5 separate regions of the Mus musculus genome follow, and all the other regions are linked to region 5. The links are chromatin loops, found by intact Hi-C in ENCODE. Cell type or tissue: heart. All regions are shown on one strand.

Region 1 (5,000 bases), 92 kb after region 5:
TAAGAGCACCTGACTGCTCTTCCAAAGGTCCAGAGTTCAAATCCCAGCAACCACATGGTGGCTCACAACCATCCATAACAAGACCTGACTCCCTCTTCTGGTGTGTCTGAAGATAGCTACAGTGTACTTATATATAATAATAAATAAATCTTAAAAAAAATAATAATACATTTTAAAAAATCAGGCCCCAGCTCCCCGTTTTAATCACTTCCAGACAGCCACCGCTCAATTACAAATCCAGCCTGAAATGAATCTACCCTTAAGGGGTTCATACATCCTTAGGGTTAGAAAGGAGGCCTACAGGAATGGCAAATCTGATATCTAAGATCAGGAAAAATCCCGACTCCATCCCAAAAGCCTCAGAAGTAAAATTCTATAAAGGAACCACAGCATGAGAGACAAACACTGCGGTAGGCGGATGTCTCTGAGTTCTAGGCCAGCCAAGGCTACACAATGGGACCCCATATTTGTCCGTCTTCCTAAGCAGGGTGTCTCTTAGCAAGGTGTAGCCCTGGCTGTCCTGGAACTCACTCTGTAGATCACGCTGGCCTCAAACTCAGAAATCCCCCCGCCTCTGCCTCAGGCGCCGGAGTATAAAGGCGGGAGCCACTGTTGACATCTGCCTCACCTCCTGTCTACAATGCCCCCAGTGAGGGTCTGGGCGGGTCCCGGACAGAGCACTCATCTCCAGGATCCAAAAGTGTCAATACAATCTGAAAATGATGTGGTCATGCGTGTCCGTTCCTTGTACTTTAACTTCGTGATACACTTCGTGATTCATGACTTCACACCCTGTCTTCAACAGAAAAAAAGCTATGTAGGAGAACTTCAGGCCTCAGTTTCTCCCAATCTAACGTGGGAAACCGTCTTTTCAGGTGCGATAGCACCACCTGGCGGCCTCCACTGCTGGGTTGAAGCCCCGCCTCCATGATGAAAAATCTTACCCTGGGCGCAGTTCCGCTGGCGCCCGGCAGGCGGCGCGCACACCCTGCGGCGCGAGTCGGATGCCTTTCAAGTTGCCAGAATTGTATCTTGTGAATTAGGAGACCTGTCATAAGGAGACCTGTCATTATGTCATTATGCTTGCCACCTGGACCCTTGGCTAAATATATCCCTGCCATAAAAAAGGGACCAGCAGATTTAGGCTTTTGTCTTTGAAGATTCTATCAAAAAATACTAAGAACAGTATTTTAGGGGTCAGCAACAAGGTTCAGAAGGTAAAGGCACTTGCTGACAAGCTTGGCGTCCTGAGAATCTTGGCATCCCAGAATACACATAAAGGTGGAAGGAGAAAGCCGACTCCACTAAGTTTTCCTAGGACCTCTATGCGTGAGCTGCTGAAGCCCTTCTGGTCTCGGTCTCTTTCTCTCTCTCTCTCTCTCTCTCTCTCTCTCTCTCTCTCTCACACACACACAGACACGAGAGAGAGAGAGAGAGAGAGAGAGAGAGAATGGGAATGTATGTTGCTTTCATTATCTTGGCAGAATGTTTTGGGGGGTTGCCCAAGTTTACAGGGGACACACAAGATGATTAGAGGGAGAAAGATCTGCTAGTAGCCCGTTTGATGCTGGAGAAGAATGCTGGTGTGCAGGCCCAGCTCCACCCCGGGGCCACACCCCAACACATCAAGGTGTCTAAAGTTTGAAGGCGCAGTTCGCTGCCACCTGCAACTTTCTTAGCCTTGCAGGCTAAGGTTCCAAGCAACTGCTGCAGTCTCAGATTCTAGGGAGGATTCCGGGAACTTGGATTGGCCGGAGCCACCCCATCTCTCCAGACACTCACACAAGTGGCTTTCAAGGGGCAGACTGCTCAAGATCCCCACAACAGTCTAACAAGGGACCTGAGCACCACCTATGGGGAACTAGTCGAGGTCGGGGGTTGCCCTGAGCACTGGCGTTACCCACTAGAATCGTCTCAACTTCTAGCTGAGCTCACATCATGCCTCGGTTTCCCAGCCTGCAAAATGGGACCTCAGAATCCAGTACTCTCCCGAGACGAACTGGGTAGACCGAGGCAGGGGCTTCACTGAGTTGGTTAAAGGATGGCCCTCCTTTCCCTCGCTCCTAGGTACGGTCGTCACGGTTCCTCGCATTTCCTCGAACGCGCGCGCAGCCCAACCCGGTGCTTTTGCGCACGCAGCGCCCTCACACCCCAGCGTCCCAGCCCCCGCAGATCTAGCCTAGCCGGGGGTTTTTAAGCCCATTTCAGAGACGTGGAGCCTCAGGCCCGGAAGGTTAGGGTAGCATAGTGGGCGGAGGTTCCAGCTCCAAGCTTGGCTTATCCATCTTGCGTTCCGGGTGAAACCAGGAAACGGCCGGGGGCCCAGGTGACTTTCCGCTCAGAGGTGGGGCGAGGAACCCTTTTTAACTCTTCGGGATTCCCGCGATGGGGCTCTCGCAGCCCCGCCCTCCCGCTCGCGGCCTCTGCGCCGTGGGCTGCGGCGTGCACTTTGCGCACGGTCCCTAAGATGGGGGCGGAGCGTCCCTCAGTCCGGTTCCCCCTTCCTTTTATTATTTATTATCATTTAAAGGGGCCGCGACCTGAAGTTTTCCGTCCACTCTGTGGCGGCTCTCCGGCTCCCCTCCACCTCCTCCCACCGTGGACGTCCTCAGATTGAGTTGGAGAAGGGGGACCCCGGTGTGGTGTCCTGGGAAAGCTTGGAAAGGGGGACCCTGGAGAGACACCCACCACCTCCTCCTGCGTCCCCGGGGCTGCTGAATCACCGGCGAGGTATTTGCATCTGAGAGCAATTTGTCACACGGCGATTCGTCTGCTGGGTGGGGGAGGGGCGGGGCGGGGGGCCCGGTCGCGCGCGGAGACCTCGTCCCTATCCGATCCAGACGGATGGAGATGTAGACGCGGCCTGGAGACTCGGTGAGGCGGGTGACCCCGAAGCCAGGAGCGTGCACTGGGCACCAGGGGGAGGCCAAGGGGGAGAGAGGCCACCGGAGGCCACCAGCAGGCTGGACTCTGGGCTGGGCTCCGGGCACCGGGGCATGCGCCCCCCGGGCCACCCCGGGCGGTAAGGCCTTTTGCAGCGCGGCTCTAGCGATCTCTCCTAAAGGTGGCAGCGTAGGGCACCCTGGAAACCGACAATTGCGGGGTCTCCAAAGTTAGGCAAAGACGCGCGCGTAGAGGGGTGCAGGGCTGAGTATGCGACTTGACGGATCAGAGTTGGGGTGGCTGTTGCGGTTGTAGATCTTGGAGACCTTCATCCGGTACACGAGTGCGCGGGGGTCGCGAGTGCGCGCTGTCCCCTGGCGGAAGGAAACGGACCCGGGGTGTGTGTGTCTGTGTATGTGCGCGCGCGCAGAGGACTGGGGGCTGCGCTCTGGGAACATGGTTTTGCTTTTTCTTATTAATTAAAAAAGATGTTTGGAGATAGGATCTTACTGTGTAGTACGGGCTGACTTAGAACTCGAGTTAAAGCTCAGACTAGCCTGAAACTCGAGGCCATCCCCCTGCCGCAGCTTTCCTTCCCAAGTGCTTGGGAAAATCCCAGGCCGGGCGCGCCACCACGCCCCGGTACCTACAGTTCTTTTTCTCTTCCAAACCTGTGTCCAGCGGGGTCCGCCCATCTCCCCCCCCCCATTTCGTTCCCTAGCTCCAGTGTACTACTGGGACTGGGGTCTCCACTTGCCCCGCGGGGTGCGCCCATCCAGATCCCTCCGGTAGGGTCCCCTGCCCCCCCCCCCCCGACACAAAAGAGGGAGCAGGAAGCGCGGAGTGCGCGCGTGTGTGTCAACTCGCAGCGGGTTTGTCAAATATCTTCCGTTTTTTACGACTTGGGCAGCAGGGTCACCCCCCCTCCCCAGCTCGCTCTTTCCAAGAAGCCTTTGAAATACCGACTCCACTGGGGGGGTTGTTTGTTTGTTTTTTTGTTGTTGTTTTACATTTGTCCTCTGACTGGGGTGTGTTTTTGCACACGTCTCCTGGGGGGGCACAGTGCCTTCTTTCCCAGCCCCCTCCCCAGCTCCTGCCCTTCCCCCTCCACCTCCCTTGGAGGAGAGAGGGGCCCCTTTCGCCACCCTCGGGCCCTGGCCTTGCACAACTCCAAATAACCGTGTTTTGCAAGGCCTGGCCGAGCTAGTGACCTCTCTCTCTCTCTCTCTCTCTCTCTCTCTCTCTCTCTCTCTCTCTCTCTCTCTCTCTCTTCCCTCTCTCCCTCTCCCCCTCCCTCTCTCCCTCCCTCCCTCCCTCCTTCCCTCCCTCTCTCTCTCTCTCTCTCTCTCTCTCTCTCTCTCTCTCTCTCTCTCTCTCTCTCTCTCTGACCTGAGGCTTGGAGGTGGTGGGGGGACTAGGGTGTGGCTCTGGGTCTCTTCCCCACTGCAGCCAGATCCCCCTTCCACAAACACCAGCTACCAGTTCCTAGTAGATCTTTCTGAGAATGCCATAAATTGAGGGTGGGGGCCAAGGACAAAGGGCTGGGGGAGGGGTCTATAAGGATGGGCAACGTTGGCTCAGGGTACCGGTACCTCTAGAGGGTGGGGGATGTCCAGGCCTGACCTAGGGGCAGCTTTGGGGTTTCCATCTGTGTCCCTCCAGGGCTACCAGCCCCACCAGTGGAGGCCTACCCTGTTCCCCTCCCCCACCCTCCACCAGGAAGGGTCATTAAACCAAACAGACCTGGGTGGGGGGACGGGAGGCTGGGAGAGGGGCTTCCTCTAGCTTTTTCCTCATGCCTTCCCCCACCCCACCCTCAAAGAGGGGGCGTCGCTTTCAGCATTTCCGTGGGGGGGGGGTTTGTGCTCAGCGGGGTGGGGGAAGGGCGATGGATCAAGCCAGATAGTGTCCAGAAATGTCCCCTCCAGCAGTTCTTGAGTCTGGTGGACCAGGGTGACCAGCAGCCACAGGGTGTGGAGGGACTGAGTGTTGAGGCCACTCATGTGTCCAGGCCTCCAAGGTTTCTCTTTCTTGGGAAGCCTAGGCTGAAAGGGGTGACCCTTGGCATTCTTTTCCTTTGGGGCCACCCACCTGCCAGAATTCTGCTGAAAGTGTGG
Region 2 (5,000 bases), 120 kb after region 5:
CATCCAGGGACCAAAGCTCCTGGTAACCTCCAGGAGACCAGGCCACCTACTTGCCTCCTGGCTTCCGGCTCACGAGTCCCTCAGCCTCCAGAGAACTAGAATCAAAGGTGTGTGCTGCCACACCTGGCTTGGCCACTTCCAGCTGTGATGTGCCTCAGTGGGCACCAGGGAGAGGGTCCCTGGGCACACCTTGACGGGCAGTGACCTTACACAGGGGACTTGGGAGACTGCATGACTCAAGGCAGATGCGGCCTAGTGGACAGGCCCAGACCTGGCCCACCCGATGCTCATCCTGCCTGCTCTGACTGAGGCTGGCCCAGGCTAGTCCATCCTCAGGTTGCTGACAGAATTGAGGAAAACAGCTGCTGGCTGGCTCCTACTAGCCCCTCAAACCAGCATTTTATACCCTGTTCCTGAGGAAGGATGTCATCCACCTGCCCCTGACACCCAACTTGGGGGTGAAGGATAAGGGCCAGCTGTTTTTGTATTTGTTTATTTATTTTTAAAGTCTTTCAGGAAAATTGGCTTAGTTGGTCCTGCTGTTTTCTCTCCTTGGCCAAAGAGCATCAGAAAGGGAACTTGAGTGGCCCTGAGGCTGCACAGCTCTGAGATGCCTCAGAGCCCTGTAGCACATCCCACCCAGGGATCCGAAACTACTCAGACCGGCAGAACAAAATTCCAGGGAGGTCAATTGGACCTCCCTCCTCCTGGGGGTGGGGGGGAGGTTCCAGTATCATCCTTTCCCTCCCTCCTCCTGAGGGGGGATCCACTATCATCCTTTCTCCCCGAGGAGTCCCCAGATGATGGGCCATCCATGGGGGGATGGTTAGGCAGTGACAGAATGGAAACATTGGGGCTACTGTATGGGGAATTATGTTTGTGCCTCAGTTTCCCCTGATGCAGCTCCCTCAATCATTGGTGGTTCCTTCCATTTTTTCAGAGGTCTGGCAACTGGGTGGTCTCAAACGCCCAAGTGTGGCTTTTGTTCTTAAAGCCTACACAACTGGACTATCCTCATTCCAGGGGCTGGGCTGGAGGCGGGCTGACCTCTAACCTCAGAGTCTGCCTGGCCACCCACCCCCAGGGAAGGAACGTGACCAAGCCTCAAGGGCTGGCCTGCTGCAGGAGAGCCTGCCCCAGCTGCTGTCCCTGCCCAGCACCCTAGAATGGAGGCTGAGAAAGCTTCAGGTCAGATAGGGATGTACCTGGGGCCTGAAGCACATGAACCCATCAGCCACAGGTTGTTGGGGCGTGGGGGGAGGCAAGGAACCAGTGGACTAGATTCCTACAAGGAGCTCACCCACCATTCAGACCTGACAAGTGGAACTTTGCACCCAAGTTCAAGCTCCCAAGTTGGCCTTTGACACACATACCTGACCCCCGTGCTGAGGACCCAAAGAAGATAGATTGTCTTCTATCTTTCTTTTATTTCTTATTATCTATTTAAATTCTGACATGGGGTCTCATGTACCCAGACTAGCTTCAAAGGCACCAAGTAGCCCAAAATGACCTCAGATTCCTGGTCCCAAGTGTTTGCAATGACACCTGTGCACCCATGCTTGTTTTCTGTGACACTGGGGATGAAACCCATCCAGGGCTTCATGCTGCTAATCCAACCCCCTCTACCAACTCTTCTACCCCCACTACTGAGCCCTTTCTTTCTTTCTTTCTTTCTTTCTTTCTTTCTTTCTTTCCTTCCTTCCTTCCTTCCTTCCTTCTCCTTCTACCCCCACTACTGAGCCCTTTCTTTCTTTCTTTCTTTCTTTTCTTTTCTTTTCCTTCCTTCCTTCCTTCTTTCCTTCCTTCCTTCCTCTCCTTCTCTTTCTTTTTGTTTTTTTCAAGACAGGGTTTCTCTGTGTAGCCCTGGCTGTCCTGGAACTTACTCTGTAGACCAAGCTGGCCTCGAACTCAGAAATCCGCCTGCCTCTGCCTCCCAAGTGCTGGGATTAAAGGCGTGCGCTACCACTGCTGCCTGGCTGAGCCATCTGTTTCTTGTTTCATTGTTTTTTAAATTAAATATGTATGTATCTGTGGGGGGGGGGTACATTCACTGGCATGCAGGTCCCTCTGAGTGCCAAAGGTGTTGGATCCCTGGAGCTGGAGTTACAGGTGACTGTGAACCACCCTGGAGAAGGTGCTGGGAACTGAACCCAGGTATCCTGCAAGAATAGCAAGTGCTCTTACCCACTGAGGCAGCTTGAGATAACCTCTCATTTCTCTTCTTAGTCACACTTTAGCATTAAAAGTAGCTTCATCCTAGCTCATAGGCAGCTGAGGTAGGAGTGTCTGGTGTTTAAGAACAACCTGAGCTTAAACCTTGGGGAATAAATTTCCTCTCTCCCATAATGAAGTAGCACATGACTGTCCCCTCTAACGTTCTCAAATGCAGCTCTACATGCTCCATCCTCTGCCAGACCTGTGTCTGTGCCACTGGACAGCACCTTGTTCCTGAGTTTCTTGCTCAAAGTGGTGCCTTCTCTTGAGAACCACCTACCGTGTCCTCCCTGTTCCCCCGCAGCTCGAGCCTGCCATCTTGGGGCCACATTGGGTGACACGCCTCACTCGGACTCGTTTCCTCTCTTTCTGGCCTGAGGTCGCAGGGTCGCTGAGTCCAATGCTTGCACCCAGCATGCAACCTTGCTCCCTTCACAGGCCCAATAGCTGCTCTTAGACCCAGCTCACCATCCCACCGTGCGTCCAGCTCTGCTGCCACGGCAGGCGCAGCGCTCTGGCAGCCACATTCCCAGCTGCGATTCCACAATTGCTTGCAATCTCCTTTACTAACAGCACATGGAGGGAGGGAGGGAGGGAGGGAGGGAGGGAGGGAGGGAGGGGACACTTGGTTTTAGACCTGGCCTATGACCAGCAGCTGTGACCCGAGGCTAAAGGTTGCTTGGCTAGAGATTGACCTTTTGGGTCTACACGGAGTGAACCGAATACAAATTTGAAATTTATGGCTCAAAAGAGGAAAGGGCAAAGAAGCGGCAAATCCATAAAGGGCGTGGGTCGATTGGTAAGAGTTTAATCACCAATTCACCTCAGCCAGACATATTATCCTTGATGAGTATGTAGCCTGATTTTACATGCAGTAAGTCACTAACTTCATTTGGTCTAAATAAAGTATAAAGATCAGTGGTTTATATTTTTGCTATAAAACAAGGTTTAAAAAGTAAACCGGGGGCTGGTGAGATGGCTCAGTGGGTAAGAGCACCCGACGGCTCTTCCAAAGGTCTGGAGTTCAAATCCCAGCAACCATATAGTGGCTCACAACCATCTGTAACAAAATCTGACTCCCTCTTCTGGAGTGTCTGAAAACAGCTACAGTGTACTTACATATAATAAATAAATAAATCTTTAAAAAAAAAAAAGTAAACCGGTTTCAGAGGGAAAGCCAGGAAAGGGGACAATATTTGAAATGTAAATAAAGTAAATATCTGAAGAAGAAGAAGAAGAAGAAGGAGGAGGAGGAGGAGGAGGAGGAGGAGGAGGAGGAGGAGGAGGAGGAGAAGAAGAAGAAGAAGAAAAGAAGAAGAAGAAGAAGAAGAAGAAGAAGAAGAAGAAGAAGAAGAAGAAGAAGAAAGAAGAAGAAAAGAAGAAGAAGAAGAAGAAGAAAAGAAGAAGAAGAAAAGAAAGTAAATAAACCGGTCACCGGTGGTGGAGGCTCAAGGCCACCCAGCACATAAAGAGACACTGTCTCGAAAAGAAAGAAGGAAAGAAAGAAAAAAAGAAGGAAAGAAAGAAAAAGAAAACAAAAGAAAGAAAAAAAAAAGACAAACCCAGCAAACAGGTAGCAAAAATACCTTCCACTACACAGAGGTAATACAGTGCTGACCGGCCAGGGACTCCCCAGTCTTCTACGCATGTGCAGGAATCCAGTTTTGTTTTGTTTTGTTTTGTTTTGTTTTGTTTTGTTTTGTTTTGTTTTGTTTTGTTTTGTTTTGTTTTGTTTTGTTTTGTTTTGTTTTGTTTTGTTTTGTTTTGTTTTGTTTTGTTTTGTTTTGCCCCGCCCCGCCCCGCCCCGCCCCGCCCCGCCCCCGAAGAAGCTCCTGGTGTTCTTTAACCTGCTTGGCTGGGTCTAGCATTACGCCTTTCGCGCACTGGCTTGTACGCATGTGCAGGTCGTCTGGCTACGCCCTCTCACCTGCTGCTAGCTCCGCCCCAGAGCCGCGAACTTTTTACGCATGCGCACGTTAGGGCTCCTGGAACCCGTAAAGCACCAGGCAATCAACAGCCTCCTCGGCTTGGTGAAGCTACCGCGCATGCGTAGACTTTCCAGTTTGGCCTCTAGGAGGCGCTATGGCCGTTCTAGTCGGCCAGGAGCCATCTTAACAGTCTCTCTAAGGATGATGGGATTCAGGGGCGGGACTGGCAGAGCAAGATGGCGGCGCCCATGGAAGTGGTGGTGTGTACTGACGCCGCGGCACAGCTCTGGAGCTGCGTGGTGTGGGAGCTTCATTCGGGCGCCAACCTGCTCACCTACCGAGGCGGCCAAGCGGGGCCGCGAGGCCTGGCGCTACTCAATGGCGAGTACCTGCTGGCGGCGCAGCAGGGCAAGAACTACATCTGCGCCTGGGAGCTGCAGCGTAAGGTGTGGGGCCTCAGCGTCCGCGGGGCAGCCGAGAGTCCTGGGGCGCCGCCAGGGTTGGGGTCCCGGCGACCCTGGGGTGGCTGCGTGACAGGGCGTACTCGGAGGCCGAGGGGTTTTCTCCTAGGGAGATGGCGCCAACGCACGCGTGCTCAGATGAAGATCGATGGCGAATCCGCTTTTGCACGCTTGTAGTGTTAGGGACGCCAATTTTGATGCAGAAGGGAAAATGGGGTCCGTTAGAGGTCATGCTTTTGGACAGCATGGCAGATCAGAGATCTTGAGGAGCCGCAGGAAGACAGAGACCGACGGCCCGTCCTTTTGTTACCCTCGTAAAGAGTCGCAGATCTTCATAGTCAGGACTGACTGAGGCCTGGGGTTACTGGTTCTGATGTTTCTGGAACACAGAGCTTCC
Region 3 (5,000 bases), 49 kb after region 5:
CCTGTCTGGTGCGCTTGGTTAGTGGTCCTGTTAGACCTGGGCCTGGGGTTAAGCCTGTGGCTAGCTTGAGGTTTGGGGTTAAGGTTACTAGAGCCAAGATCAGATATAGGATAAGGATGGTTAAATTAGGGTTCGATCTAAGTCCTGGTGGAGGGGTATGGCCTATGGTCCACATGATGCTAACTTTAGGATTGCTGCTTGGACTCGGCCCAGGCTGAGAGCTAAGGGTAAGGCTAAGTTTTGGTTACCGTTATGGCTAATGACTAGGCCATGGGTAGGGCTCAGTTAGGCTTAGGGCTATGGTCAGTGTTTAGTTAAAGGGGAAACTGAGCCTGAGTAAGGGTCTGGGTCAGAATTAAAGTTAAGGCATTGAATTGAGTTTGGGCACTGCACAGCATTCAATGTGACCTCTTGTTATCTTTACTCTGCACCATGCCGGACATATCAACAGCTCTCTACAGAGCTTCCTCCAAAGGGCTAAGACTGTTCACCAAAGACGTTTTGAAGCTCTGCACAGATCAGGGTATTCAGCTGCTGCACTCCAAGCGCCGGGGATATGGGGTTTCTAGAAAGGGCAAAAGAGTGGAAGAGACGAGTCCTCACGTCCTTTTTTCCTATAGCTAAACCGGACAGCCTCCCTGGGCAAGGAGGTGGCGGTGGCTTCTCTGCCCCAGCAGGACCAGACTCTGTCCCAGGGCACCCAGTGCCTGGCCATGGGCTGGGGTCGCCTGGGCACCCAAGCACCCACGCCCCGTGTGCTGCAGGAACTGAACGTCACGGTGGTCACCTTCCTATGCCGGGAACACAACGTGTGCACGCTGGTGCCACGGAGGGCAGCAGGCATATGCTTCGTGAGTACTCAGCTCGGTCGCAGGAGGCGTGGCCTGTGATGGATCCCCATGAAGGGCGGGTCCAAGGGCGAGGCGATTCTTTGGGACGGGGCCTGCGGTGGGGCTGGCTTATGATTCGGTTCCGTGGCCTGTGGGGGAGGGCGAGCCTTATGGAAGGTGGGGGTCATCGGAGGGGCAGATCCCAGCTGACTGTGGGTCCCTAGAAATCTGGATGTCTGGGGTGGAGAGATGGGGATGCCTGGGCTAGAAGGAGGGCTAGTGGGTGACCTGGAGGGTGGGCTCCATGGGCTGGGAGGCGGGCTCTTGGAGGGCAGGGTTTTGCGGAGCCCGGGTTTCGAGGATAAGTGACATCTGAGAAAGTTGGGCATCTGAATATGGCTGCACTGCCTGTCTGTCCCATTCTCACGCATGGTCTGTACCCATCTCCAAGCACCAGTTGTGGCGATCAGCCATCTGTCGACCAGTCCCGGGCCTGTGCAACATATCAGGCATTCCTGTGTACTTGGCACCTTTGTGTGCCTCCCTTTTGGGCCCACTTAGACTGTATCCAACAGGAAGCTAATGAACGCCTCCTGGTCATCCCGTGGGACTCAAATACCCTCATCCTGGCTGACTTCTGTCAGCTTGGGGACTGATCCCTCTTCTACCTCAGGGAGACTCGGGCGGCCCCTTGATCTGCAATGGCATTCTTCATGGAGTGGACTCCTTCGTGATCCGCGAATGCGCCTCCCTCCAGTTCCCTGATTTCTTCGCCCGGGTGTCCATGTATGTGGACTGGATTCAAAACGTGCTGCGGGGCGCAGAGCCCTGAGGTGCCCTTCTGCGCTCCAGGCAGCCTAAAGCTGGGGCGACCAGCAGGCTCTAGTGGGAAAAAAATGGAGTGGGGTGGACTAGACCTTTCCAGGCTTTTCTTTCACCCACGCACCCACCCACGCAGCACCCCCTGGAGTGGAGTCAGCTCTGTTCCCTATTCCATATGACCTCAATAAAAACTGAGACATATTTAAAAGCTGTTTCCTGTCTGTTTTACCCCGCATAGACTTGGGATCTATGGCCAGAACCTCAGTGCCAGAGGCCCCGGATACACTATGTAGAAAAGAAAAGGGTGGAGGGGACCCAGGCTCACACCTCAGCCACAGATGTTGGAACCACAGGGGCTGCGTTCAGTCCTCCTGTATGACCCTGAGCTTCTCACCTCTGTGCCCCAGTTTCCTCAAACAGAACCCGGATACATCCCAGAACCAGATGAGGAACTGTGGCTGGTGGGGTATGGCGAAGTGTTCCCTAGCTCTAGGCTTCTCGAGGGCCTGGCTCTTTCCACGTCGTTGGGGGGCGGGGCACTGGGCATCTCGAGGCCTGAACATTGTGATCCAGTTAAAGCAGACAGGAAGGCTTCCTGGTGGGGGAGGCAGGATGGACAGCAGTGGGAAAGCCAGGAGCTGGGTGAAGGGAAACGAGGTGAGCACAGAGAGGCCAGAAAAATGAACAGCTTTGCTCCTGGAGAGGCCGACGTGGGAAAACTCCCGCTTTCCCCAGAGGTAGAGAAAGGAGTTGGAGCTATCCAGGGAGAAGGGAAGGAGGTCACAAGCCAGCCCTGGAGGAGTAAGAGAGGGACGGACTCAAGGCAGAACCTTCAGAAGTGGGAGGCGGACGATCTCTGACTTTTTTTGGTGCAGTCACCAGGTGGCGCTGTGCTTATTCCGACAGGCTGGAGTCCACAGGCGTATTCCTTCTCTAACCTTGTTTTGGTTTTGGGAGACAGGCTCATGTAAGCCCAGGCTAGCCTCTAACCTCCTGCGCAGCTGAAGAAGACCATGAGCCCCGGATCCTCCTGTCTCCGCCTCCCGAGTGCTGGGATGGCTTGTGTGCCATTGCTCCTGGTTTATGTAGTGCTGAGGCTGAGCCCAAAGCTTGGTACACACATGGCAAGCAGGCTGCTACTGAACCCCAGACCCCATGAGGGGTGGGTTCCCACGTCTCATCTATCGCTGTGTCGGGATTTTTTTTGTAGAGCCTCTGAGGGTCTGGGGACACTAAGCAGAGGTCAAGGAAGAACTTCACTTATAGAGGGGTTCTGGGCCTAAAGTTCCACAGCAGGGGACTGGAAATATAAGCCTAAAGGCACACTAACCGTACACAGACAGGATGGGTGAGCATAGTATACAGCTGGTGCTCAGTAAGTGCAGCTGTGGTTAAGTCTAATCTGACATGTAGCTTTGTTTGCCCTGTACCTCTCTCTCTCCATGTGACATGGGTGGTGTATAAAGTAGGTGCTCACTGTGTGGGAGGAAGGGAAACCAGTTAGTATGTGTCCGAGGGAGACAGGGAGACAGGGCAGATACTGAGTGCCCAGTTTGCTGGGTAAGGAGGGCACTGCTCCTCTTGGGATCCTAAGGATAGAGGAGTCCAGCATGGCTGGTGTTGGGCCCTGGCATCCTGCCCACCTGCTCAAGTCAGTTGGATTTCACCCAGCCCCGTGCCCCATGCCCCGTCCTGGAGATGGGACGTTGGTTTTGCAACAGCCTTGGCTGTGGCTCCTGGGAGAGACAGGAGGGGGAGCTTACCACAGAGTGGGGGCTGGGCCCCAGGTCCTGTTTCTATTATGGGAGAAGAGTACACCCCTTGTGTGGTTCCAGATTGTGCTGGTGGATCAACAAGCCAATTCCAGTATTTTAAAAGATTCATCCTTGTTCTTCTGTTACTCTAGAACCACTCCTGGTACCAACTTCTGTATTAGTCAGGGTTCTCTAGAGTCACAGAACTTATGGATAGTCTCTAGATAGTAAAGGAATTTATTGATGACTTACAGTCGGCAGCCCAATTCCCAACAATGGTTCAGTCGCAGCTGTGAATGGAAGTCCAAGGATCTAGCAGTTACTCAGTCTCACACAGCAACCACACTCAGGCAACTGCTGAGGACAGCACTTCCTTCTCATGGGTGCCAGGCTTGGATAAGGTCAGGCAGGACCGTGTGTCATGAGGAGCAAGCCATAAATTAGGGGCTGAGCTGGCTGCCATGTGCTGTCTAGTCCTGAACCCCAGGTTAAAAAGACCCACTGTCCTGGGAATAGATGTTCACACCCTTAGTCCCAGCACTGAGGAGGCAGAGGCAGGTGGATCTCTGTGAGTTCCAGGCAAGTCTGGCTACACACACACTCATGCACACATATATTCACACACACATGCACACACACAGAAACTCTTTTATAGGTATGTGTTGCTGTTATTACTATACCTGAGGTAAACTGAGGCAGAGAGATTGGCCTTCAGATATAAGTTGTAGATTAGGGCACCAAGTGGGCACGGAGGTGCTCACCATCATCCCAGCACTCACGAGGTGGAAGCAGGGGGATTAAGGGTTTGAGACTAGCCTGGGCTACGTGAGATTTTGTTTGTTTGTTTATATATTTATTTACTTATTTAATTTTGAGATAGGGTTTCTTTGTCTAGCCCTGGTTATCCTGGAACTAGATCTGTAGACCAGGCTGGCCTCAAACTCACAGAGCTCCACCTGCCTCTGCCTCTGCCTCGCTGGTACTGATTTTAAAGGTACATGCCACCACTACCTGGCCCTAAGTTTTTTTTGTTTTTTGTTTTTTTTTTGTTTTTTTGTTTTTGTTTTTCAAGACAGGGTTTCTCTGTATAGCCTTGGCCTGGAACTCACTTTGTAGACCAGGCTGGCCTCGAACTCAGAAATCTGCCTGCCTCTGCCTCCCGAGTGCTGGGATTAAAGGTGTGCGCTACCAAGCCCGGCTCTTTTTTTTTTTTTTTTTTTTTTTTTTTGAGATCCCATTTTTAAAAAAAAGAAAAGAAGGAGGCAGAGGCAGGTGGATTTCTGAGTTCGAGGCCAGCCTGATCTACAAAGTGAGTTTCAGGGCAGCCAGGGCTATACAGAGAAACCCTGTCTCGAAAAACCAAAAAGAAAAAAACCAAAAAAAAAAAAAAAAAGAAGATGGATGTCTGCTGAGTTTTCATTGGTATTCAGCAGCATGGATGATGCTGACATGGAGACCCTGAGGGGCACACATCTCTCCATGACACCCCCACTGTCGTGTCCCAGGGAGGAAGTAGGGCTGTGGCCAGGATGGGGCAATACAACGGCCTCTGGTTCCAGCTATAAGTATGGCTGTTAGGTAGGGATGTGGGGAG
Region 4 (5,000 bases), 57 kb after region 5:
GTGGACAACACATCTACAACATCATGTCACCTCTAAAGACAGGGAATGGCTGAGCTGAGCCCCCAAGCTCCCATCCTTCTTGCCCCAATCTCTCCCCTCTAGAACCCACCCTCAGGATTATTTTTTGTGAAGAGCTTGCGACCTGGGCTCAGCCAAACAAGACTTTGATTGGCATGAGGGTCTGATTTTATAGTCAAGGTCCCCATAACCACAATAGGGAAGAGCCTGGTGAGGACAGAGGCTGCGCCTGGATCAAGCCAAACCTGAAGGCAGAATTCACAGGAAATGAAACCTCATGGCAACACTCTGCTTGCTGAGGTGTGAGACCCCACAGACACAGGAATGAGGACAAAGGAGTTAAGTGCCCTTCCCCCACTGTCAAGCAACCTTCTCTCCAAATTGAAGGCAGAAAGAGGAGGGAGAGATGATGGGGTGGAGGGTGTTACTAACCGACCTCCTGCTGCTCTGGTTTTAACAGACACCATGACAGACACATGGCTGGAAGGATACTCACTGGGCCAGGACAACAGGTGGTCCATCCTCTGCTCTCGTTGTGCCTTGTGTATGCCTACCTTGAGAGTGGGCACTGGTCAGGGTGCCATGCAGGAGGGAGAGGAGGGTTTGCCCTGCCCCCTGCACCTCACAGGTTCACATCATCTGTCCCAGAAGGGCTGACACACCGAAAGTGCAGACTCCCCTTCCCTAGTTGGTTTTCTGCCCACCAGGCAAGGGGCAGGAGGTAAGAGGCAGGAGTCCATAAAACAGCCCTGAGAGCCTGCTGGGTCAGTGCCTGCTGTCAGAATGCACAGCTCCGTGTACTTCGTGGCTCTGGTGATCCTGGGAGCGGCTGTATGTGGTGAGTGGACCAGGGAGGGACCAGTTTGACACAGCAGCCCCCTTGGTGGGCCAGCACAGCAGGAGTCCCCTGCAGTGAAACACTCTCCAAATTACTAATCTGTAATCTGAGCCTTCTGGTTTCAGAGCTTTTATCAACAGCAAGAATCTGGATTTGAAATCTGTATACTTTACAGAATTAAAGAACTAAAATTCACCTTAGGGCTAGCGAGAAGGGTCAGCTGGTTAAAGGGCCTGAACACCCATTTGATGAAGAAAGTGATCGCTACAAGTTGTCTTCAGCCTACTGCAGGTTCACTGTGGTCTTGAGGGGTGTAAACCACCCACAGGCCCCTGAATTTGCAGCCCCTCGGAAATGCACTTTACTGAGATCGCTTTTGGGTCTGGGGCAACTGGGTTGGAGGTGTCTGTGGTCAGAGTGGGTTCTCTTTAGGTGCAACCCACCCCAACCCTTACAATACACCTACCCTCCTCAGCAGCACAGCCCCGAGGCCGGATTCTGGGTGGCCAGGAGGCCGCAGCCCATGCTCGGCCCTACATGGCTTCCGTGCAAGTGAACGGCACACACGTGTGCGGTGGCACCCTGCTGGACGAGCAGTGGGTGCTCAGTGCTGCACACTGCATGGATGGAGTGTGAGTGGCAGGGGTGGGATGGGGGTGGGAGGAGCGGGGCCTCGGGAGGCTGGGACGTGGATCTGAGATGCGCCCTTGTCCTGTCCCCAGGACGGATGACGACTCTGTGCAGGTGCTCCTGGGTGCCCACTCCCTGTCCGCCCCTGAACCCTACAAGCGATGGTATGATGTGCAGAGTGTAGTGCCTCACCCGGGCAGCCGACCTGACAGCCTTGAGGACGACCTCATTCTTTTTAAGGTGAGAGAGCTGGATCCTTTGTACTCAAGAGTCTAGCCTCGACCCTACCTTCTGCACCAGAATCCCTGTCCGCCACCCCAGCTTCAGATCTCTTTTCTTGACTCTGCCCCTACTCAGACATTCTGCCCCTCCCACCCTTAGCTATCCCAGAATGCCTCGTTGGGTCCCCACGTGAGACCCCTACCCTTGCAATACGAGGACAAAGAAGTGGAACCCGGCACGCTCTGCGACGTGGCTGGTTGGGGTGTGGTCACCCATGCAGGACGCAGGCCTGATGTCCTGCATCAACTCAGAGTGTCAATCATGAACCGGACAACCTGCAATCTGCGCACGTACCATGACGGGGTAGTCACCATTAACATGATGTGTGCAGAGAGCAACCGCAGGGACACTTGCAGGGTGAGGGACACAGTCTGGGTGATGTGGTGTGGGTGGGTGGAGTTGAGGGGCTGTGGAGGCTAGCTAGGGGGCCTGGCTTGTGGGAAGGGTGGGGTTCAGGAATCTCAGGAGCTTCTGGGAGTCAGTTTCTTGCTGGCTATTGGGTGGGCATGTCACTAGTGGCCCTGCCCTACAGGGAGACTCCGGCAGCCCTCTAGTGTGCGGGGATGCAGTCGAAGGTGTGGTTACGTGGGGCTCTCGCGTCTGTGGCAATGGCAAAAAGCCGGGCGTCTATACCCGAGTGTCATCCTACCGGATGTGGATCGAAAACATCACAAATGGTAACATGACATCCTGAGGGGACACCAGAGACACGTGGCTCAGGGAAACAAGAGACACGTGGCTCACAATAAATGCATGCATCTGAGCCCTGTGCATCTTTCTTTTTTTTTTTTTTAAGATTTATTTATTGTTATATGTATCTACACTATAGCTGTCTTCAGACACACCAGAAGAGGGAGTCAGATCTTATTACAGATGGTTGTGAGCCACCATGTGGTTGCTGGGATTTGAACTCAGGGCCTTCGGAAGAGCAGTCAGTGCTCTTAACCACTGAGCCATCTCACCAGCCCGCCCTGTGCATCTTTATTGAGTGCCTGTTGCATACACACCTGAAGGCGGGTGTTTTCACGCTTGGCCACACGGGGGCGCGCGTGCTGTTTTAGAATTGTGAGGCGGGGCTCATTCCTATCCTACTGAGGTCCTGCTGTACCCAGGACTGTTGTCTGGGCTCAGACAGCTCTTACTTTGAGCCTTACCACATAAATACTAAAAGGGAAAACTGAGGCACAGAGCGGCCATGAACAAGACTGGATTCCAACCCAGAGCCCTTCCTGGTTTACTGAAGAGGGAGTTGGTAATGTCTTTGTCACAGGCTGGAACCCTGTGGGTGACAATGGGCAGAACCTGGACCCAAACCCTGTGTCTTTCTACCAGGAGAACAGGACACTGAGGCAAAGGGAGTCTTCTGGCTTCCTGTAGGTATTGGAGACTAAGGATCTTAGAGGTGAAACCACTGAGGACCCTGCTGTGAAAGAGGATAGAACTGGATCCTGGGTCTAAACTTTGTCTCTGCTAGGCAGGTTCAGCTTGGAGTCATCTTTATGAACAAGCTGCCACCAGGCTCATGGAGAGGGATAGCCACAGACACAGGCCAGGCCCAGCTCTACTCCCTCGGGAGGCTAGTGCTTAGCACCACTTGTCCCACAATCCCAGAGTGCTCCGCACCTAAACAGAGGAGCCTGGGACGCCACTCAGCTGCGTCTAGCACGTCCCCTAGATGGCTTGATATGCATGTCTATGCACGGCCAGCACTCTGCAGAGAGTGGACCGGAGCAGTCTTCCAGGACTGCCACCCTGGTGGCCATGTTTCCGGCTATGGGAGGTCAGGAAGTCGAGCTTGTGCATGGCCAGGATGCTGCACCACCATGCTGCTGGCTTCTGTTGGCAGAGGAGGTGCTCTAGGGGCAGCAGTGGGCAGGGCAAAGGGAAGTCACAAAACTCTGAAGGGGTATACCAGTTCCCAGGCACAACATGCCTGCCTCTTCCAGCACTGAGGAGAAGGTAGTTCAAAGCTGGGATGCTCACCTGGGACTGTTACCCTGTCTGACTGTAGCTCCCTCACACTGCGGTGGAGTACATCGATAATTCTGGGTTTTGGTTTTTGCTTTAATCTCGGGTGTGAGATGTGGGGCTACTTTAGACTGTCCACAGCAGCTGACTATGATTTGCCTCGTGATCTAGGAGAGGCGTGGTTTTGCCAGCTGCAGCTAGTTTCTCCAACTGTGTGACATTTGCAATTCTGGGGATTTTTAAGAGGATATATATATGCTAGGGTTGTTGTTGTTGATAGTGGATTGGTGGTTGGTTGCTGTTTGTTAAGCAGTCCTGTGCAAAGAAGTTAGATATCCTGCTGGTGACATCAAACTTGCCCCAAGGACCGCAATGCTCCTCATCAGTGGGAGGCAGTCTGAACGTGATGTCACCCCTTATCCCCATTAGTGTCAGGGGGCTGAAGGGGTAGAAGAAAGAAGAACCCACAAAGTAGCCAAGCAGAGTGGAGCATCCTCCGGGGCACCGGCTCAGGCAGGCCCTCCCCAGAGCTGGGTCATCGTGGCCATTGCCCTGTACTCAGCTCCACAGGGCTCCAGGGAGAAAACACCAGTTACCAAGAGCAAAGAGGCTGCGGCCTGGCCACCCGAGGCTGCAGGGGGCAGGTGTGGTATGGATGCTAGAAAGCAGAACCTCTGGGGACTACAGCAAAGGCCACAAAAACCAGGAGATGAGGCAGCTGGGGAGGGGAAAGTCTGTTGTGACACAAGTGGGGCCAGCAGTCACTCAGTTTCCAAATGTGTGGGTACCTCAGCACGGAGCCTCACCTAGTGGGCAGAGTGGTGGGGACCACGGTGACAGCCAAAGCCTAGTGCATCAGAGAACTTTATTGGGCCAGTCTTCCCCTCCCACCGGCACCCAAAGAAAACTGAGGCAGACGACCCCAAGCAGGACAAGAAAACTGAGGCAGACGACCCCAAGCAGGACAAGAAAACTGAGGCAGACGACCCCAAGCAGGACAAGAAAACTGAGGCAGACGACCCCAAGCAGGACAAGGGGCTTTATGTACTGTGAATCTTTTTTTTTTTTTGTTTTGTTTTTTCGAGACAGGGTTTCTCTGTGTAGCCCTGGCTGTCCTGGAACTCACTTTGTAGACCAGGCTGGCCTCGAACTCAGAAATCCACCTGCCTCTGCCTCCCGAGTGCTGGGATTAAAGGCGTGCGCCACCACGCCCGGCCACTGTGGATCTTTTAAAGGATGAATACACAGCCCAGCTCCTTCACAC
Region 5 (5,000 bases):
TCAAGGCTCACCAACTAGCCTGAGGCCACTGAAGGGGCAAGATGTCACAGGAACCTCATGAGCAGTTCTTTGACAAGTTTCTCTCAATGGCAGCGTTACCACAAGCAGAGACCCCCAAAACACTATGTAAGGTGAACCAATACATGCATGTTTTTATCAAAGAGGTAGAGCAAACCAAACCAAAGCTCGGTGCTTGTCTCTCAGTGTCTGTGGGGTCAGATTTATACTCCTCCATCAAGAGTCCTCTCATAGATTCAAATCGACCGCTCTGGGGTGTGGGGAGGCAAGTGGCCTGTCAGTCTGAGGTGAACCACCCTCAGATCTCGGTAGCCAGGGCTGAGGGAAGTACAGCTGCCTGGGAAACTGGCACTCTCTGCCACAGTCTATAGGCGGATAAAGCGCAAGGCACTTCCTCAAGCATACCTTCAAGCAGAAGAAGCCATGTCCCCTAGACCAGACGTGCTGTGACCTTTGACCTGTGATGTTTGAATTGCCAATGCTTTGTACATCGATTGGCAGAAGAGTCCGGGACAAATGCTTGAGAAAGTCAATCTGGAGCTATCAAAAAGGATCGTGTGCTGGGCGGTGGCGGTGCACGCCTTTAATCCCAGCACTCGGGAGGCAGAGGCAGGCAGATTTCTGAGTTCGAGGCCTGCCTGGTCTTCAGAGTGAGTTCCAGGACAGCCAGGGCTACACAGAGAAACCCTGTCTCAAAAAAAAAAAAAAAAAAAGGATCATGTATGCACTGTCATGTACTGGCTGCACAAAGGCAGTTCTGATTCTGAGGAGGAGCAAAGGCCAGGTCTCAACAAGTGCTTAAGCATTATATGATGTGTTAGCTTAGGGCGGGCGTAACAGATCATAAAAACACTTTGTATGTATCAGTTTATGTTGTGGTCCTTTCACATGTCTGCTCCAGAAAGCATCCTTTCCCCTGTGTCTTCTTCAGGAAAACTTTCTTCCACGTGTCTGCTTTAGCAGACTTTCACCGTGTGCCCCAGCAAACCATCATTTGACATAACTGATTTTCCAAAGAAACTAGAAGTCTCCACTTCAAACATCAGCATGGCAGGTGTCTGACCCCACCCTGTTGCCATTTATAACTGAGGCTTCTCCCAGGCTTAAGGCTCTACAAGACGACCACAACCCAGCCTCTCTGGGAAGACTGAGCACAACAGGAAACAGGCCTTGGGTTCCCTCTGCGACAAGCTTAGGTCTTGGGGCTGAGACTGGAGTATTTTCTCATCTCCAGTTATGTGTAGACTGCGTGTGACATATCATATCTACTAACAGCAGGAAAGTCCACTGACACCAAGGAAACTCCTCCCATGGTTGTCACAGACTAGCCTCAGGAGAAGCCTTCACTGTGGGAAGTGTGTCCCAACCGAGGTGGGCTTGGGGATCAGAGAGGTTGTGTACTTTTGTTAGTGTCACAGAACCAATCGGTGGCTGGACCCCTGAGAACCAAAGTTGGGTGTGGGAACAGCCAAAGGTCTTTTTAAAAGAAGATAACTCAACCAAAACAACTCAAACTGGCTTTGGTGACACTAGAATGTATTGGTTCTTGTTTGTCTGTTTGCTTGCTTGCTTGCTTGCTTGCTTGCTTGCTTGGCTTTGGTCTTTCAAGGCAGGGTCTGCTTTAGTTAGGGTTTCCACTGCTGTGAAGAGACACCATGACCAAGGCAACTCTTATAAAGGCAAACATTTAATTCGGGCTGACTCACAATTGTAGTGGTTAGGCCCATTACCATCATCTGCCTGCAGCAGACATGATGCAGGAGAAGAAGCGGAGGGTTCTACATCTTGATCCGAAGGCAGCAGACTGCTTCTGAAGGTTGCCAAGAAGAGGGTCTCTTCTGCACTGGGCGGAGCTTGATCTCAAAGCCCAACCCTACATTGACACACCTACCCTAACAAGGCCACAGGTCCTACTAGTGCCACTCCCCATGGGCCATGAATTCACAGAGAGCCATCTGTCTCTACCTCCCCAAGCGCTGGAATTAAAGGTGAGCACCACCACCTCTTAGAGGTAACCAAAAAGTTAACTGCAGCTTCAGGCTAAGCTGGAAAGAGCCTTCCCACCTCTTCCTCCCTATCTGAAAGCTCAGGCTGAGCCCAGGACACAATCCCAGTTCTGCCTCTCTTTCACCTAGTCTCAGTTTCTTCTTCTGAACGAAAGAGTGACTCTGTTAGCAACACTCCACCCACCCCACCCTACCCCAGCATGTATCGCCGAGGCTACCCTGCACAGGGGAACACAGCAGAGCAGAATTAATGACATGTCTCTGGAGCAGGGTTAAGTCAAAACCTCCCAGTTAGAAGCAGCATTTGAACTGCGCCACCAGAGGGAGCCAAAACACCAGCCCCAGACGATGCTGCTGGGCAGCGGAAGAGCTGACTGTTGGGGTGGGGATGGGAGTAGGGTCCCCACTGTAGCTACTAAAAGGTTTTCCCTCCAAACCCCAAGGATGAGGAACAGTTGTGGCAGGTTCCTGGAACAGCCCTGGGCTGAGAGGGCAGCAGGAATGTTGGCCACTCAGCACAAAGCTGGTGTGAATTCCAGGGATGTCTCCTGCACAGCGTTTAACGTTCTGACCTAGGAGGGATTCATGCAGGGTAGATGTGTTTGGATCTATTAAATTTTATTCACTTTTGTTATGGGATGGTGTGAGGTCAAATGGTATGGGATGTGGAGGTCAGAGGATACCTTTGTGGACTCGGCTCTCTGCCTCCACCTTGACATAGGTTCTGTTTCTGTTTTTGAAGACAGGGTTTCTCTGTGTAGCCCTGGCTGTCCTGGAACTTACTCTGTAGACCAGGCTGGCCTCGAACTCAGAAATCTGCCTGCCTCTGCCTCCCAAGTGCTGGGATTAAAGGCGTGCGCCATTAACATATGCCTGATAACTTCTAAGGGTAGGACTCAGGTCCGGCTTGCTCAGCTAGCTTGCCAGCCTGGACTTTGCTTGTCTGGACTTCTTTTTCTCATGTTGGGAATTAAAGCCACAGCCTCCTGCACACTATCCAAGAACTCTGACACAGCTATAAACATAGATTTTAATTTGTATTTTATTTATTTTAAGATTTTAAGATATTTTTATGTCTATGGGTGTTTTGTTTGCATGTATACCTGTTCATCACATGTGTGACTGGTGCCAGGGGTGAGAAGAGGGTATTGGCTTTGAGCTGCCATGTGGCTCTTAGGAATAGAACCCATTTTCTATTTTTTGTTTTGTTTGGAGGGGAGATCGAGACAGGGTTTCTCTGCATAACCCTGGCTATCCTGGAACTCGCTCTGTAGACCAGGCTGGCCTTGAACTCAGAAATCCTCCTGCTTCTGCCTGCCAACTGCAGGCAAGAAAGCCATGGGCCACCACAACCCCAGCAACTATAAAAATTTTAAGTCAGACACAATGACACACATCTCTAAAGTCAAACCTCAAGAGGTTGGAAGATTGAAGCGAATTCATGACCAGCCTTGGCTGCACAGGGAGATATATAGAGAGACGATGCATATAAAGGGTGGAGCTCAGTGAGCTGAGCTCTCATCTAATGTGGAGGAGGCCTTAGACTCCACACCCAGCACCATAAGCTATGTCAGCTAGTCACACAGGAGCTGAGAGTTCTACATCTTAATCCAAAGGCAGCAGAAGGGACCGTCTTCCAAAGGCAGCCAGGAGGAAGGTCTCTTCTGCACTAGGCAGGGTTTGAGCATTAAGAGACCCCAAAACCCACCCCTGCCGGGCGTGGTGGCACATGCCTTTAATCCCAGCACTCGGGAGGCAGAGGCAGGTGGATCTCAGAGTTCGAGGCCAGCCTGGTCTACAGAGTGAGTTCCAGGACAGCCAGGGCTACACAGAGAAACCCTGTCTAGAAAAAAAAATGTGGGGCTGGGGGCTGGCAAGATGGCTCAGCAGTTAAGGGCACTGACTGCTCTTCTAGAGGTCATGAGTTTAAATCCCAGCAACCACATGATGGCTCCATGCCCTCTTCTGGTGTGTCTGAAGACAGCCACAGTGTACTTATATTTAATAAATAAATAAATAAATAAATAAATAAATAAATAAATAAATAAATAAATCGATCTTCTTTTAAAATGTGGGGCTGGAGGAGGGACATTACATAATCCTCCACCCCCTAACCATCCCCCACCATCTCCACCATCCCCCCCTACCCCCCCACCCCCCACCCCCCCACCATCCTCCATCTTTTCCACTAACCTCCCATCTCTCTTTCTTCTCTCGTGGTCCCCAGGTCTGTTCTGGTTTCCACCTATGTGTTCCAAGCAGTAGAAAGAGCATCCTACAGCAACATGTGACAATCTCTCCTCTCTCATCCCACCTTATGAATGTCAAAAGTTAAATCCTCTCCATAAAGGCTCAGATGTTAAGAGAACGTATTGCTCTTAAATGGGACCCAAGATCGATTCCCACTCAGCAGTGCACATCCATTTATAACTCCAGTTCCTGGGGTCTGGTGCCCTCTTCTGGCCTCTGTGGTAACTACACACACACACACACATACACACTGTACACTCATACATGCAGGCTAACACTCATGCATATAAGATACAAAGAAATAAAAATTTTAAAGATTGAAATAATAAATTCTCGCAGTAGCCCAGAGCCCCATCCTGTTGTTCTTCTCTCCCTCTCTTCTGCTGCCTGGGTTTTCTTCCCACATGCCTGGCATGATGGTACCATTTGAATCTGGAGTGGCTGTGCTTCCTGCCTGGATCCTACACAGGGACAGAGGCTTTCAGGTTCCCACAGTATTGTAGATTTGGGGACCACCCCTTGTGAGGATGGAAACCATGGCTATGTCAGCCCTTTGCTCTTGGTCATCCACAGTTTTTTCTCTTGAGACAGGGTCTCACAGACACTAGGCTAAGCTGGCTTTGAACTAACTCCATAGCCCAGGATGGTCCCACTCTCCTATCCCTTGCTCCTTAGAGCTGAGGCTGCCGTGTGATGGGCAGGGGCCACTTTGTCCTTTCTCTGAGA

What was found. Hi-C counts contacts between places; a loop is a spot of excess contacts. Peaks named below come from ENCODE experiments on the same cell type or tissue, not always from the same donor. Only the 100,000 strongest peaks of a DNase experiment are listed, where the experiment ranks them.
Region 1: it touches region 5 in a loop (4-fold over the local background); 24 of 42 quality-filtered maps call a loop at or near these places.
Region 2: it touches region 5 in a loop (9-fold over the local background); 19 of 42 quality-filtered maps call a loop at or near these places.
Region 3: a loop joins it to region 5, with 4 times the contacts of the local background. A loop is called at or near these places in 17 of 42 quality-filtered maps.
Region 4: a loop joins it to region 5, with 3 times the contacts of the local background. A loop is called at or near these places in 16 of 42 quality-filtered maps.

Annotation. Positions count from the first base shown.
Region 1 is chr10:79,924,527-79,929,526 of GRCm38, forward strand. Arid3a (AT rich interactive domain 3A (BRIGHT-like)) reads left to right here and starts at 2,815. Exons shown (of 9, transcript NM_001288625.1): 1 at 2,815-2,874. Gm40715 (a long non-coding RNA gene) reads right to left here and starts at 2,465. Exons shown (of 2, transcript XR_001779822.2): 1 at 1,936-2,465; 2 at 167-1,063. In heart, CTCF peaks have their summits at 3,049 and 3,250; DNase peaks (open chromatin) are centred at 945, 2,445, 3,215, 3,755 and 2 weaker places; H3K4me3 peaks cover 4,260 bases; H3K27ac peaks cover 4,117 bases.
Region 2 is chr10:79,955,785-79,960,784 of GRCm38, forward strand. Wdr18 (WD repeat domain 18) reads left to right here and starts at 4,368. Exons shown (of 10, transcript NM_175450.4): 1 at 4,368-4,588. The coding sequence starts at 4,379. In heart, CTCF peaks have their summits at 2,528 (motif pointing left), 3,281 (motif pointing left) and 4,291 (motif pointing right); DNase peaks (open chromatin) are centred at 107, 1,127, 2,557 and 4,237; H3K4me3 peaks cover 1,798 bases; H3K27ac peaks cover 3,129 bases.
Region 3 is chr10:79,881,315-79,886,314 of GRCm38, forward strand. It overlaps Prtn3 (proteinase 3), which reads left to right. Exons shown (of 5, transcript NM_011178.2): 4 at 621-851; 5 at 1,504-1,860. The coding sequence ends at 1,662. It overlaps Elane (elastase, neutrophil expressed), which reads left to right and starts at 4,998. Exons shown (of 5, transcript NM_015779.2): 1 at 4,998-5,000. In heart, a CTCF peak has its summit at 2,533 (motif pointing right); DNase peaks (open chromatin) are centred at 857, 2,157, 2,607 and 3,347; H3K4me3 peaks cover 2,128 bases; H3K27ac peaks cover 949 bases; H3K27me3 peaks cover 1,039 bases.
Region 4 is chr10:79,890,125-79,895,124 of GRCm38, forward strand. Cfd (complement factor D (adipsin)) reads left to right here and starts at 729. Exons shown (of 5, transcript NM_013459.4): 1 at 729-856; 2 at 1,332-1,488; 3 at 1,579-1,726; 4 at 1,868-2,125; 5 at 2,301-2,531. The coding sequence starts at 802. The coding sequence ends at 2,462. It overlaps Med16 (mediator complex subunit 16), which reads right to left. Exons shown (of 15, transcript NM_198107.2): 15 at 4,583-5,000. In heart, a CTCF peak has its summit at 2,804 (motif pointing right); DNase peaks (open chromatin) are centred at 2,837 and 3,407; H3K27me3 peaks cover 1,711 bases.
Region 5 is chr10:79,832,637-79,837,636 of GRCm38, forward strand. No RefSeq gene overlaps it. Among named protein-coding and RNA genes, the nearest start is that of Misp, 14 kb to the left of the region's middle. In heart, CTCF peaks have their summits at 2,347 (motif pointing right) and 4,477 (motif pointing left); a DNase peak (open chromatin) is centred at 2,365.